Regions from separate parts of the Homo sapiens genome. Here region 2 is linked to region 1. Evidence: chromatin contacts called from ENCODE Hi-C data. All regions are on one chromosome and are shown on one strand. The core of a region is the stretch at or near the end of the contact, and the rest is flanking DNA. Distances in the headings are between cores, read along the strand shown.

Evidence for each region. A loop is a pair of places that touch in the nucleus more often than their neighbours do. Pooled maps may share reads with other maps.
Region 2: a loop to region 1 is called in a pooled map, with 8 times the contacts of the local background. The contact joins the enhancer-like site here to the promoter of CCNG1 in region 1. A Hi-C loop is called at or near these places in 6 of 50 pooled maps.

Annotation. Positions count from the first base shown.
Region 1 is chr5:163,435,985-163,439,037 of GRCh38, reverse strand. CCNG1 (cyclin G1) reads right to left here and starts at 1,443. Exons shown (of 7, transcript NM_004060.4): 1 at 1,234-1,443. It also overlaps a transcript of LOC105377700 not described here. RefSeq lists enhancers at 879-1,078, 770-1,347, 1,789-1,838 and a silencer at 1,519-1,598.
Region 2 is chr5:159,410,830-159,413,882 of GRCh38, reverse strand. No RefSeq gene overlaps it. Among named protein-coding and RNA genes, the nearest start is that of LINC01845, 54 kb to the left of the region's middle. Within about 2 kb of position 1,487, at least 2 of the 41 ENCODE cell types and tissues checked have a DNase peak (open chromatin) inside an H3K27ac peak, as active enhancers do.

The DNA of each region.
Region 1 (3,053 bases), core at 194-2,693:
TTTTTTTTTTTTTGAGAAGGAGTCTCGCTCTGTTGCCAGGCTGGAGTACAGTGGCACGATCTTGGCTCACTGCAACCTCCGACTCCCTGGTTCAAGCGATTCTCCTGCCTCAGCCTCCCGAGGAGCTGGGATTACAGGCATGCGCCACCGCGCCCAGCTAATTTTTATATTTTTAGTAGAGACGGGGTTTCACCATGTTGGCCAGGATGGTCTCGGTCTCCTGGCCTTGTGATCTGCCCGCCTCGGCCTTCCAAAGTGCCGGGATTACAGGCGTGAGCCACCGCGCCCGGTCGGAACCATGCTTTTTAGAAAAATAAAATGCAAATCTTCAAGAAATACTTGTTCAAGTTATTCACTGTCAATAGATAACCACGAATAAACACCGTAAGACAGGATACCGAAAGTGAAAAGCAGATGGTAGTTAAGTATTCTGCCACATATTAACAAAATGAACTGTTCAAGTTACTTAATTGTACTTAGTTCCACATTGATAAAGTAGGGATAAGGTTTATGACCTACCTCACAGATTTGTGAGTTAAAATGAAATCACGTAAAGAGCTTAGCACATACAGTAGACGCTTAAAAAACACTGAACAATAATAATGAGCTTGAGCTTCTTTCTAGATTTATAAAATGAGGGTAACAATATCTGTCGCTGAATGTGAAGACTGAACAAGATGATTCACCACTTAAAGAGTATAGCACAGTGCTTGGCACACAATACTCAATATTACTTAACTTTTATTGTTGTTAGGAAAGGAAACTTAAAAGGTGACATTAGGAGCACGTATTGGGGCGGGGGGGTGCGGTGGGTTGTTGCTAACCTAGTCTGAAAGATGAACCTGGGAATTCCATTGATTTAAGTGTGCATAACACAACCATGTCCCGGGCACAAGCTAAGCCCTGGATACATGGAAGGTCCCTCCCACACCAACTAAAGACAGGAAGGCAGGAGGTCTTCAGAGCTAGTCATGTGAGGAACCTCTAACTGCAGGGGTTCCATTCTTCCTCCCCAGGCTAGTCCCTGGGACTGGGTCGGCAGACACGAAAGGCACCTCAGGAGGCCGGATCCGGCTCCGCCCCTCCAGCCTCGGACTAGCCTGGGCTTGTGCTCACAACAGCGGTAGAGTTTAGTGTGGAAAAGGGCGCGGGCCAGACCTACTCCTCGCCCCGCGCCCCCAACCCAGCTCCCCACCCGCACCTGGCGGTCAACTCCCGCGCAGTCCCACTCACCTTGACAGAGACTGCAGCTCCTCAGCGGTAACCACCCTCCCCGGGCCTGCTCACCTCACCCCACGATATCAGATCCGAGAGGCCTACGAGGAGAGGGGACTCGTAGGCAAGAGGAGAGAGGCCCGGGGAGGGGGACTGTCCTGGGTGGAGGCCTCGGCAGCGCCGCCGAGACAACTCGGCCCTGATCAGGGTCAGCTCGGAGCCGAAGGGGCCGCGCCTGCCCTAACGAGGAATATATTGGAGGGCGGGGCTTTCTCGCGAGAAGGGGGCATTTTCGCCGCTGATTGGTGTAATTCTTTTGATGGATGGCCTCCGCGATCCGTAAACGGCTGGGCCGTGGAGTGAGAAGTCCGGCCAATCGGCTCACACTTCCCGTTATCTGGCCTCAAATTCCCCGGCCCCCTTCCACGCCCCTACCTCTAAGCGTCTCTCATTGGAGAATTTAACAAAGTGTCTTCATTCAGTAGGGGGCCAAACTAAATACTCGGTGCAGCAACCCTCGCCTGGGTCAGGTCAATCGGCTGCCAGCCGGATTGGCCGGCGTATCATTCCAGAATGTACTGTTTGTTCTGTGGGGTTTAGGAGTTCTACAGTGGTTCTGCCCCATCTTTCTAAAAATACAGTGAGTAGTTAAAAAAAAAAAAGTCAACCTTTGATTTTTAATTACAGATAAAGAGGTGGTGGAATTTATATGGTTTGGTGGTTTATCAACTTCCAGAGTGCTCTCTTCGTGAACTTTGGAAGTCAGTTGATTCTTGCCTTAGTTTGCTTTTTATACAATTTATCAAATAATGGAGTTGGACTGTGTAATTTCTTGACCCTCTACCAATTTTCTGAATTTGCTTTTAAAGCAAATTTAAAGAGAAAAGTTGGTACAATTTTTCAGTTGCTTAAAATGAAAGGTATGTGGCAGACTGTTAACAGGAATAATTGTGGTGAGTGTGAATCTCAGTCTACAGACCCGAGTGTAAAGCAGTATTACTCTTTGTATTTACCATAATGAATTTAATCTCTGTGAGCCTCTCCTATGCCAGATTAGTGGGAAAATAATTAGCCTGAACTCTTCTTAGACTCTCCTCACTCTCACTCTCCCAGATCATCACAAGTGAGAAAAGTCCATTTGTAAAAGGGCCTGAAAAAGGGTGCACAAGGAGTCATTTCTAAACTCTTATGAATTACACAGTAGTTGGATGTCTCTGTTCTCATGGCCCCAGTTCGGTCTCTCTTACTTTGAAAAAGTGAAAATCTGAAAGATTTGCCGTCACTCTGCTATTTGCCCTGCCGTGTACTTACCCAAGGCAATGCCACAGAACAAAACTCTGGAAAGGGGGAAAAGGGGTGGGGAGGAAGGGGAAGGAAAAACAGGAGAAAACATCAATACCTCACAATAATACCTTAGCCACATAATCAGGTCAGTTTAAGAAACTGGGGCTCAAATGGGGAAGAGGCCTTTGTTCCTTTTGAAAATAAAAGCTTACCTAGTGAATATAAATTGGCAATTTATAACCTTTAACAAGTGATTTTATTTAAAAATACTTTTTGCTGTAATGTGTGAGTTTATAAATGTAGTTTCTCCTTTTGGCTTTTAGTTCCTATTATTCCTAATTCCTAAAATTAGGAATGTATATGCACAATTTTTAAAAAAAATGGCTAAAAAATCATAAAATCTTTATGGCAGGCTGGGCGCGGTGGCCCACACCTATAATCCCAGCACTTTGGGAGGCAGAGGCGGGTGGATTACCTGAGGTCAGGAGTTTGAGACCAACCTGGCCAACATGGTGAAACCCCGTCTCTACTGAAAATACAAAAATTAGCTGGGC
Region 2 (3,053 bases), core at 238-2,737, 4.0 Mb after region 1:
CTATAGATAAATTATAAGAAATGGGATTTCTTTTATAATTTTGTGCATTTGCCATTTGCTTTTTTTTTTTTTTTTTTGAGGCAGTTTCTCACTCTGTTGCCGAGGCTGGAGTGCAGTGGATCAATCATAGGTCATTGCAGGCTCAAACTCCTGGATTCAATCAATCCTCCCACCTCAGCCTCCCAAAAGTACCAGGACTATAGGCATGAGCCACCACACCTAGATTTGTGCATTTGCATTTTTGTTATATGTTGTCAAATTGCCCTCTACAGAGATTATACCAGTTTACTCACCACAATCAAAGTTTAAGTGCGTCTTTCCCTCAGCCGCTTCTATACACTGTTATCAAATCTTGGGTATGGACCGATTTGGCAGATTTTTGAAATGCTATCTCAATGTGAAGGGGGTTTTTTTAGTGAATTTTTTTTTTTTTTTTTTTTTTTAGAGACGGAGTCTCACTGTGTTACCCAGGCTGGCCTCTAACTCCTGGGTTCAAGCCGCCCTCCCACCTCAGCCTCCTAAGTAGCTAGGGCTACAGGAATGCACCACTGCACCCAGCTTCAATGTGGTTTGAATTTTTATTACTCTTTTTTTAATGAATCTTTTCTGATGGTTAATAGCCATTTGTATTTTTTTCTCCGTAAATTAATACTTTAAGCTCTTTCTCATATACGTAAATTTTTAAAACATGCATACTGATTGTTTATAGCCATGAACATGCATAATGAAGGGTGGGAGAGAAACTCTAACCTCAATTGAGAGGCTGCTGCTGGCAAGGATGGCAGGCGGGTGGGACAGGGCAGACAGCAGAGACACAAAGGGATTATCGATGAGGGGGTAACATTTTATTTCTTTAAAAAAAAAGCACATGAAGCAAGAAAGAAAATTGAAAAAAAAAAAAAGGAAGCAAGGGAGGGAAAGAGAAGACAAGCTTTAAAATCAGTAAAGCTGGGCTTGAATCTCAGCCACAACACATGCTCTGTGGCCTTTCAAAGCTCTCATAACCTCTCTCATTCTCAATTTCCGCATCTCTAGGATGTAGAGAATTTAATGACTAAAGATAATCCATGTAAAACCATGATTAGCACATCATTGTTGCTAAACAGTCATATTACATTGTTAATTTGATTATTATTCAAATGTATATGATGCCTCAAGCCAAGAGAAAGGGTCTGGTGGCTTTTCCTGGCTCAACTACCTTTTTCCTGTTAGGTTTCCCCAGGGGGTAGCCTCTTGTTGGTGACATCATGCCAGCGGTTTCACCCTCTCTTGACTATTTTCCAAATGTCCTCCCCAGAGCTGCCCCTGTTGGTGTAACTGGCGTGACTGAGAGAAGCAAGGATGTGCTTGGGGTAGGGCTGGGAGGGGGAGTTTCCTCTGTGTCGCAACCACTGTTTCCAAAAGCTGTGACCTCTGTTAGCTGTGAGATTTTGTCTTCCTGTTGTGGCAACATCTGTAGAACCACATCCATGGTTTACCTGCAGCCTAAAACGCCCTGGCCTCGGAGGAAGCTAACACCTCTTTCTCCTTAGTTTGCATTACCTCAACAAGCAGTAGGCTGCCCCACCACACCCACCACACCCCAAAGCTTCTTGATGCCTTGTTTTTCCAAAGCCTCAGAGACACAGAAAAGTTATTCCTTTGCTGTAAACTCCTTTTATCAGAACAGAAATGATTAGAGCAATGAATTTGGTACACACCTTTTTCCCATCTTTGAATTATTTTCTGAGTTGAAATGGTTTCTATTCTTTTTCATTATTTTGATCCTAAAACATCAGAACACTAGAAAGGAGAGAAGAGACAAAGGAAGAAAAAGAAAAAAAGAGGATTGCCGAGGCAGAAAGAAGAAAAAAAATAGGGTTGAAACAGATGGTGTCCTGCCAGAGTCACCTCTTAGGCCCTGGAGACAAGCTCCAGAAATAATCTAAAGGCCTACGTTGGACACCAGGTCCTTCCTTAGTGGCTGAACCTTTGCTCTCAGAGACCAAATAGCTCTTGTATAGCTAATGCCCAGCTATAAGTGAGAGAATGCTGGGTGAGCTTAAAGGAACACCCCTTCTAATAACATCTGGAAGCTTCACCAAACCAGCAAAGACAATGTCCTTCAATTATAATTGCAGCGATGAACCAATAACCCATCAACCAAATCATGAACATCATGGAGAAAGGAATTACTGTTTTTCACAGAGGTGAAGATCGCTTTATCTTTGGCAGAACTGATCTGAAGGGAAATTGTAAGAGACATGAAATTTAACTTTCCTGGCATTTGTGAATATTTCTTCTTTTAATAACCTGGATTCCATGAAACCAGGAACCTCTTTCTGTAGCATCCCTTGCAGGCCTGCCATCACATTTACTGCCAGTGCCTCACCTCTCTTGCCTTCATCCAAATTTCCCTTTCATTGGCCTAGTTTTCTGGAGCTCTTTGCTGGGAGACAGACAACTGCCTGTTCTGAGAAACCATTCCATTCTAAAGTGATAATGGATGCTGCAATAGGTAGAATAATAACCCCTCCAAATATATCCATGACCTAATCCCCAGAATCTTTGAATATGTTACGACATAGCAAAGGGGACTGTGCAAATGAGATTAAGGTTAAGTACTCTGAGATTATCCCGCATTACCCAGGACAGCCTAATCCAACCACGAGTCCTTAAAAACGGGGTCAGTTTCCTTAAAAATGAGTCAGAGAGGTGAGAGGAAAGAAGAGTTTCTGACTTTGAAGATGGCAGAATTGGGCGTGAGTCAAGGAATTCGGGTGGCCTCTAGAAGCTGGGAATGTCCCTCAGTGATAGCCAGCAAGGAAACAACATCTCAGTCCTACAACCAGAGGAAATGAATTTTGCCAGCGACCTGAATGCGCAAGGAAAGAGATCCTCCCCTAGAGCTTTCAGAAGGCACATACCCCTGCTGACACCTTGATTTTAGCCCAGTGAGACCATGTCAGACCCACAGAACTGTAAGAGAATAACTTTGCATTGTTTAAACTACAATACTTGTGGAAATCTGGGGTGTTTTTTTTTTTTTCTAGCAACAGTGCTAACATGAGACT